2 separate regions of the Homo sapiens genome follow, and region 2 is linked to region 1. Evidence: read pairs that join two places in POLR2A ChIA-PET (ENCODE). Cell type or tissue: A673. All regions are shown on one strand. Links, peaks and the distances in the headings refer to the core of each region. The heading gives the core; the rest is flanking DNA. Region 1 has its middle 19 kb from the start of DUSP6. Region 2 has its middle 130 kb from the start of LINC02458.

Evidence for each region. Peaks named below come from ENCODE experiments on the same cell type or tissue, not always from the same donor. Only the 100,000 strongest peaks of a DNase experiment are listed, where the experiment ranks them.
Region 2: POLR2A ChIA-PET joins it to region 1 with 5 read pairs; 4 of 35 experiments call an interaction of 5 or more read pairs at or near these places.

The regions. Positions count from the first base shown.
Region 1 is chr12:89,331,687-89,336,087 of GRCh38, reverse strand. No RefSeq gene overlaps it. Among named protein-coding and RNA genes, the nearest start is that of DUSP6, 19 kb to the left of the region's middle. In A673, for the core only: no CTCF peak of the experiment used is centred there; DNase peaks (open chromatin) are centred at 2,107 and 2,477; H3K4me3 peaks cover 820 bases; H3K27ac peaks cover 3,821 bases.
Region 2 is chr12:89,143,191-89,147,591 of GRCh38, reverse strand. No RefSeq gene overlaps it. Among named protein-coding and RNA genes, the nearest start is that of LINC02458, 130 kb to the right of the region's middle. In A673, for the core only: no CTCF peak of the experiment used is centred there; a DNase peak (open chromatin) is centred at 2,161; H3K27ac peaks cover 3,313 bases.

The sequences.
Region 1 (4,401 bases), core at 97-4,096:
AAAAAGTATGACTCAAGGAGGTGCTTAGAATTGGGTGAAGGAGAGGGTGAAGGAATAGGTGAAGGAGGAGAGAGGGAGAAGATTACTTATAGGAAAACAAATGACTTGTAGGAAAGATAAATAGGCCTGTAGGAGAATAGATGGGAGATACTATCATTTTGTGACAATGCCTGTTTAGGTGATTTCAATCTTTCCTGGTTACAAAACTCCTGGGAGGGGAGTTTTAACAGTTGAATTCTTTTAGGAGGCTCTGCTTTTAAGCAGATAACGAATGTTTAGAAGAAAACTCTTCACAGTGTTATATTCTGGATTCTTTCAGCTCTTATTATCTCCATTTTGTAGATGGGAAAATGGAGGCTTAGAGTGATTAATTATCTAGGATCTCCAAGTGGTAAACAGTAGCGCTGAGATTTGAAACCGGGCTGGGCTGACCTCAGAGCCTTTGATCTTTCCGCTAAGAGGTCTCAAAAGGAGAAACTCTAATCTTATCTGAAAATTCTAGGAGCATATAAATTCTTTGGGATAAATTTAACATACTGGATCTCAGCATCATCATTTGCAAAATGAGAGCATTGAACAATATGAATTTTAGTGGCCTTTCCATCTCCAAAGACATTCCTTGTTTTGGGAGTTTTAATCACAATTATTAGAGAAGAAGTAATGGTCACATATCAAAGAATGTACTAGAGGAGATATTGCAATGTGTGTGTGTGTGTGTGTGTGTGTACACCCACGTCCATGTGTGTACACCTGCATATGTGTTTCAATTGCTCTGAAAAGACTGATTGTCTTAGGAAGGAAAGGGACCATCCTAAGATGTAGATACTTTAGTTATTTATTTCCACTGTATATGCTGTTGACCTAGGATTCTGCACGTCCTCAGGGAGTGTCTCTTCCAGGCCTTTTCCAAAAGGTGATTGGCAAGGGAAGTTCTTCTAAAAGAGATAAGTGGCTTCTAAAAGTAAACTCAGAATAAATGGAGTACAAATTCTGTTTACGAAATATTTCCTGGTTGATGGCCACTAACGTGCAGCCCTGCATGACATGTTCTTTGAGGAATGAAAGAAGTGAAGTTGAATTCTGTTTCTCCATCATTTGGGAAAGATATTTACGAAGCCGTCCTGAGTAGAAGATTGCATCATTTCAGAGCAGAAACTCAAAACTATAGTAATGGATGCTACAGTGTGGGAGATGTGTTTACTTTGGAGACCATTGAGAGATGTGAGAGGCTTTTGAAAACTCATAACAAAATTTGTTCAGTACATTCTTTGTGATATGTTAAATTTGCAGAATTCTTTGCACGGCCACATGCAATTTCTGTGAAGTTCACTTCCTCTATGCCAAATATCCCTTTGCATTTTGTGTGGTTGAGCTTCAGAATTGTGGGGTTTTGCTGATGGTGGTTATTCTTAACAAAGTCTTTCCCTCACTCCTTGGAGGACAGATAGGAAAGGTACATGCATGAGCTAGTTGAGTCAAACATTTTCCAATTCTTCTGTTCCTCTTCTTTCTTTTCAAAACATGTATATATTTTTAAATATTTCATTTTTAGATGTTGAGTCTTAGTGATACTAATCTAGTACCATGATTCTTGTATTGATTCTGAATTTTCAAGATGATTTCTTCAGCCTAAAGATAGACCAATTTAAAGTCTAACTGTCTGATGAGGTGAAACCTATAATTATACAAAAAAAACAAAAAACAAAACAAAACAAAAAAAACGGGTGGGGGTGGTTACATGGGAAGAAAAGTGAAAGATTACTAGCTGACACCCAAAGACATAACCTAGCTTTTTCCCCCACCTGAGAAAAAGAAATAAATAAAAGCTAACCAAACAAAATATAAGGAGAACTGTAAATAAATAAATCACCATTGTCCCTGAGAACCTGCCTGCATGGGAAGGAGAGGTGGGCTATAGCCCATAAGGACCAGAGAAACAAGAAAGGAAGTGGGTGAGATTGCTACATGAGTAAGGTTCTGAGGAGTCATTAAAGCAAAAGGGAAACTAAATCCCACTGATGTGTAGATTCAAGGCTCCGAGAGGCCCTAAAAAGTGGGTGGAACTCCCAGGTCATCAGGAGGTCACAAAAGGACAGAGGAAGCTCAGGCAGCCTGGAGTCATGCTTTCTAAGGGAAACTAGAGTTAAGCCAGTTCTTTGACTTGGCTTAAGAAGTGTGCGTAAATCAACCTGTAGGGACGGGTGGGGAGAAGTGAGGTTTTAAAAAAATGTTTTGAAGCCTATTCCTTAATTTGAAGTGATAATCAGCATTTTTAGGTTGTTTTTTTTTTTTTATTTTAGGTGCACTGGAGATTTGTTTTGGTGGGAAGAAGGAATTCCTTCCTTCCTTCCTGCCTTCCTTCCTGCCTTCCTTCCTTCCTTCCTTCCTGCCTTCCTTCCTGCCTTCCTTCCTCTCTCTTTCTCACTTTCTTTCTTTCTTTTCTTTTCTTTTCTTTTTTTTTTTCAAGGTCTCCATATGTCACCTAGCTTGGAGGGCAGTGGCGTGAACATGGCTCACTGCAGCCTTGACTTCCCAGGCTCAACTGATCTTCCTTCCTGAGCCCCCTAAGTAGTCAGGACAACAGGTGCATGCCACCACGCCTGGCTGTATTTTTTGTTGAAATGGGGTTTCGCCGTGTTGCCCAGGCTGGTCTTGAGCTCCTGAGCTCCAGTGATTCGTCTGCCTCAGCCTCCCAAGTGTTGGGATTACAGGTGTGAGCCACTGTGCCTGGTCAGACTGAGCGAATTTCTTGACATGTGCCTAAATAAATTAATTTTATCTCTTTCTTTCCTAAGGTCACTCTTCCCTTTAGAACCCAGGACTTGGATTCATACGCAAGAAAACTTTCACAGAACCTACTTTTTGGGTCTGGGAGTAAGGCTGAATTGGGTGTATATTTCAGCTTCACCACTAAAGCACAAGCTATTGCCAAGACCTAGGCAAGACCAAGTGGCAACAATGTTAGTGGTGGTGCTGCCTAAACGTCAGGATTGTCAGGAGACCAATGGCTGTGAAATGCTTGGCATGGACATTGGCATATACCATAGTAACTGACTGATTCTGAGCAAGCCCCTCATCTCTCTTGACCTCAGTTTTCTCTTCTGTGAAAGAACCATAATGCTATTTTTTTCAGGGTTATTGTACACTTTAAATGTGATGATGTGTTTACTACCGTTCTTGACAAATTTTTCTTCAAGTCTTAGCTCAAAAGTCACCTCTTCTCAGAAGCTTTCTGAATTCTTTGAAAAGATTAGGAGTTGATTTAACATGGTCCCAAGGCAATTTGTCTTTGTTGCCATTGTATAGTTTCTCATATTCTATTATAGATGTTGGCTCAACTCTGTGCCTTCATCTTTGTGGCTTAGTGTCTTTTCATGTAGCATAGTTGTTAAAAACTAGGCTTTCAGATAGGTTGGACATTTTTGCTTAACAATACCCTGTGATGCTGAGCTAGTTACTTTTCTTCTCTGAAACTCAGTTTTCTCAACTATAAAATAGGAGCAGTAATACCTAGCTCATAAATACTAACGTTGACCTATCACCTAGGATGGTGCCTGGCACTACAATAATTATCTGTAGAATGCATGAACAAATAGAAGCACTGTGCATATTAATGAAATGCATATGGAAAGCTCAGTGCCCTGTACTTGGTAGACTCTTTTTCTTTCTTTTTTTTTTGTAGGGGGAGGGGGCAGGGTCTCACTCTGTCGCCCAGGTTGGAGTGCAGTGGGGTGATCTCAGCTCATTGCAGCCTTGACCTCCCAGGTTCCAGTGATCCTCCCACCTCAGCCTCCTGAGTAGCTGGGACCACAAGTACGTGCCACCATGACTGGCTAACTTTTGTATTTATTGTGGAAGCAGTGTCTCACAATGTTGTCCAGGCTGGTCTCAAGCTCCAGGGCTCAAGCAATACTCTCGCCTCGGCCTCCAAAGGGCTGGGATTACAGGCGTGAGCCACCATGCCCGGCTTCTAGACTCTTAATAAGTCACTGCATATCATTAGATAGGTAATGTATACAATCATCCCTCAGTATACTTCGGGGATTGGTTCCAGGACTCCCCTCAGATAGTTCCCTCAAAAATTGGAGATGCTCAAGTCCCTTATATAAAATGGAGTAGTATTTGCATATAACCTATCCACATCCGCCCGTATACTTTAAATTATCTCTAGATTACTAATTATACCTAATACAATGTAAATGCTATATAAATAGTTGTTATGGTGTATTTTTAATCTTTCTTTTTCTCTTTTCTTTCTTTCTTTTTCTTTTTAAGACAGCCTCCACCCCCCTAGGCTCAGGCGATCCTCCCATCTCACCCTACTGAGTAGCTGGGACTCCAGACACATGCAACCACACCAGGCTAATTTTTGTATTTTTTGTAGAGACAAGATTTTGCCAT
Region 2 (4,401 bases), core at 237-4,236, 190 kb after region 1:
TGTTTTTAAAAGAATCGGATCTCTATCGGATAGTGAGAACCATTCACTATCATAAGAACAGCACGGGAAAGACTCGCCCCCATGATTCAATCATCTCACAGTGGGTCCCTCCCAGAACACATGGGACTTATAGGAGCTACAAGACGAGATTTGGTTGGGGACACAGAGCCAAGCCATATCACAGTATACTCCATTTTATAGCTTAATTGCAATTTTTTCAACTATTTCCCTATCTAAGGACATTTAGACTGTTTCCAACTTTTACTAATATAAAAATGATATAAGAAACTGTTGTTCATAGATTTTCATATTTATAACCATAGGATAAATTCCCAGAAGTGGAATTTCTTGGACAAAGAGCATATACATTTTAATTATTTATAGGCATTGTCAACTTGGCCTCCATACATTATACATGAATTTATATTTCCAAATACATTGTAAGAAAATTTCTATTTATGAACACCCTTAGCAAAAGTGAATATAATTAATCTGATAGAAATAAATTTCTCTTAATGTTTTGAATTTTATTTCTTTAATTATTAGTGAGAGATTTTAATATTTTGATCATATAGAATTCTGCTGTGAATTGCCTAAGTCTTCTGTCTTTTTTGTTTTCTTCGGGTTGTTTTCCTTTTACTTCTTTAATTCTTTATATATTTTGAACGTTAATATTTTCTACATTTGGCAAATATGTTCTCCAATTTGTTACTGTGTCACTTGTCAATACACTTTGCCATTCCCTCCTCTTCTGGATTTTTTTCTTTGACCATATCAAGCTGAAGAGATGAACTTGTTTTCTCAAACCTTTGCATCAAATTAAGAGTAAAAACAATAAAAGTAATATCAAATGAGGCAGGCCAACTAAAACAAGAAATAGGTTAGAGAATATTGACTTTCCGCCGGGCATGGTGGCTCATGCCTGTAATCCCAACAGTTTAGGAGGCTGAGATGGGCAGATCACTTGAGGTCAGGAGTTCGAGACCAGCCTGGCCAACATGGTGAAACCCTGTCTCTACTAAAAAATACAAAAATTAGCTAGGCGTGGTAGTGGGCACCTGTAATCCCAGCTACTTGGGAGGCTAAGGCAGGAGAATCGCTTGAACCCAGGAGGCAGAGGTTGCAGTGAGCCAAGATCATGCCACTGCACTCCAGCCTGGGTGACAGAGCAAGACTCCATTGCAAAAAAAAAAAAAAAAAATTGACTTTCATATTGATTCCACTGTTTTTTAGGTTAACTAAATTATTTTGTACTGTTATTTAAATACATAATACAAGGTTGATATGAGGTATTAATAGGTATTTTTGTTTGCTTGTTTTTGGTCTCTCCCTCTCATTTTTATTTCAGTTCTCAATCCTCTTTCTGTTAATCTTTGTCTTTTATACCCAGAAGACTCTGTGGACATGTTTGTTTCACTCCCATGGTCACATTTAATGATATAGAAGTCATTATGAGTAGTTTAGTAAATGAAAAATAGAAAGAAAAACATGAACATATAGGTAATATAGTTGGTATTACAAATTCCACTAACCAAAAAATGTGTATTATGATACTTGCTTTTCGATTTAAAAGGATCTCAAAATAATACATTATATCATAAATATGTAAATATCTTTTCTGTTTTCATGTCTTACTGGGGATAACTGGTTGTTTGCAGGCGAAAGAGCAGCAGACGAGAGGACTTCATCTATGTTAGTGCCTGCTATTGATATACCATATACGTGTACATAGAGTACACTGCCACATTTCATCTTTCTAGCAACCTACTGAGAAATAAATTAAAACTTTCCTAATTTTTACAGGTGAGAGAATCAAGGCTTTGGGATATTAAGTAATTTGTACCAAGTCATATAAAGGGTAAAAATGAGATTTGAATACAGGGTTGAATAGCGCACCACCAAGCAACAGTAAGATCATCTGATAAGGGCTGTGTTTTATTCATTAAACATTTTTTTTGTTTATTTTCGAGACAGTACCTGACATAGGTTCTCAATAGTATTTGTTGCCTGAATACGAATGGAGCTAACATCTATGTTTTTTTCTGGTATACCATGCTGTATTTGGAGAAGGGGTGCTAAACTTGTCTTTTCCTTAATGTTATTATAAAAATGCCTGCCTGCCTGCCTGCCTGCCTTCCTTCCTTCCTTCCTTCCTTCCTTCCTTCCTTCCTTCCTTCCTTCCCTCCTTTCATTTGTCTTTTTCTTTCTTTCTGCCCTCAAACAAATGAGAAAGTCAGGCTTTGATTTGATTTTGATAATTTATAATTTATTGATTGGATTGTTGAAGTTAATGCTGGTTATTAGAGAGACAGGAGTTCTCTTACTCTACTTTTAGACTAATTTTGGCTTAAAACTTTAAACTGACTAAACTGGAGATTTTATGTGCCTTTATTTAAAAACTATGGGTACACCCTACTTATATGAATTAAACCTTTAAAATGAAGTCAATTGTAGGCCACATAAATGTTTCATTTATTCATTCAACAAGAATATGTGTGTTTACTAAGGACTTAACACTGCTGTGCACTCGGGTTATTATATTGAATGTAACATCTGATATAAATGTGAAGTGGATTTCAATAGAAAAAGACTATTGTAATATATCACGATATAAAGTTGAAAAACATTTTCCTTGTCAAAAATGTGTGCCAGAAATCTATAAGTAGTTACCCATTTTGGAAATTTTCCCCATGCAGATACCTCTGATAAAATGCAAATGTCTTAATAATTGAGACAATTGTACCTTCCTAATATCCTTCGTGAAGAGATTAAGGCAACATCCAGATAAAGCAACTGTTCCGACCAAATATTCAATTTAGCTAAATAATTGGTTTTATTTTCCTTTGAGTGGCAGTTGGTTGGCTATTTTTATATCACATTTCATGTAAGTTATTTTTCCTTCATATTCTGAATTTAGTGCTCTGTAAATTTGGCCTTCACTCTGAAAAGAACACAACAACAAAAAGCAAAATAAACAAAAAGCCCAGGAAGACGTAGGCCTTTGAATAGTTTCTTGGCTGTTTGAGCAATTATGCATTTTGAAGTTTCTTGTCCTCTGTATCTTCTGTAGTTATGCACTTAAAGAGGTATACTTATTTGTCGACAGGTGTTGGAATTTTTTTCCTTATAAAAGATAAAAAAACTGGAAGGTGGATATATATTCAATAAATTTGAGAAATGAAGACAAAGTTTTATTTTAATTTATGCCAACCAAAATTAGTGTTTTGTGTTTTATAAAAATACTTCTGAGCATTGCTGAGATTTTCTTTTTGATTTGTAACAGAAAAACAATGAAAACAGGTAGATTGGGACAATAAACCAAATGATCTAAGAGGATTAAAAGATTAATGCCAAACATAGGGAGGCTCTCTGCTCTGTAACCCCAAGGATGTGCAGAGCAGGCCACATTTCTGCAAAATAGAGGCTCTTTCAGAAAATGTTCTTTATCAGTGAGAGTGTAGCTTGCCCTTGACCATTTGGGGCACGTGAGGTAAATAGTTAATGAATGCCTCTATAAGAAACATAATAACATATTACATCTTTCTTACTCTGAAATTCTAGGGCTCTTTCAGTCAGAGGAAGAGAGAATCCTAGTGTTACCCTAAATTTCAAAGTCTGTAATTCCACTCAGAAAATAGAAACCAATTCAATAAGCTACTATCATAATGCCCTGCATTGATGGATCTTAGGTCCTCAATTTCTGTACTAAACAGACTTCTTTTTGTGCTGGAAAGAGTTCATGTTTCATCTTTTATCCTGGTACAACTTCACCATGATTAGCTTAAGGACTAGGTATAGGCTGGGATTCAAACATGTTTATAACATCAAACGGTAGATTTAACAAAAAAGCATTCCATCCTTCGCAGACTGTTTCAATGACTGATATGAATTGAAGCACAGTTGATATAACAGTTTTATAATCACAATGGTGAAAGCATTCCAAATCAACTGGAAAATGGTCAGGCTACTTGCTGCATATGTGTGTGCTATACAAAGAAGCCGAGTTAGGGTGATGTTGATTGTTAAATTAAGAAGTGGGAGAGGCCAGTACACATAGGAAAAGGTACTCAATCTTACTAGCAATTAGAAAAATTAAGTGGAAATGACAATGACATACTGACCAAATTGGCTAAAATTAGGATGTGAAATTGAAAGGAAGCTCAACATTGTTGAGGAAAGCTGAAGATATACCTACCATATGACCCAGCAATTCCAGCAATATATCCTAGAGAACTCTCATACATGGGCCCTGGCTATATGTATAACAAATAAATAAATTTAAATACTAAACAGTAATATAAATGAACAATCACTTACAGGCAACATCATTGGAAATTGTCACAAATGTAAAGTTAACCAAAGGAATTGTGCCACAAAAGAATGCCTACATTATGATTCTGT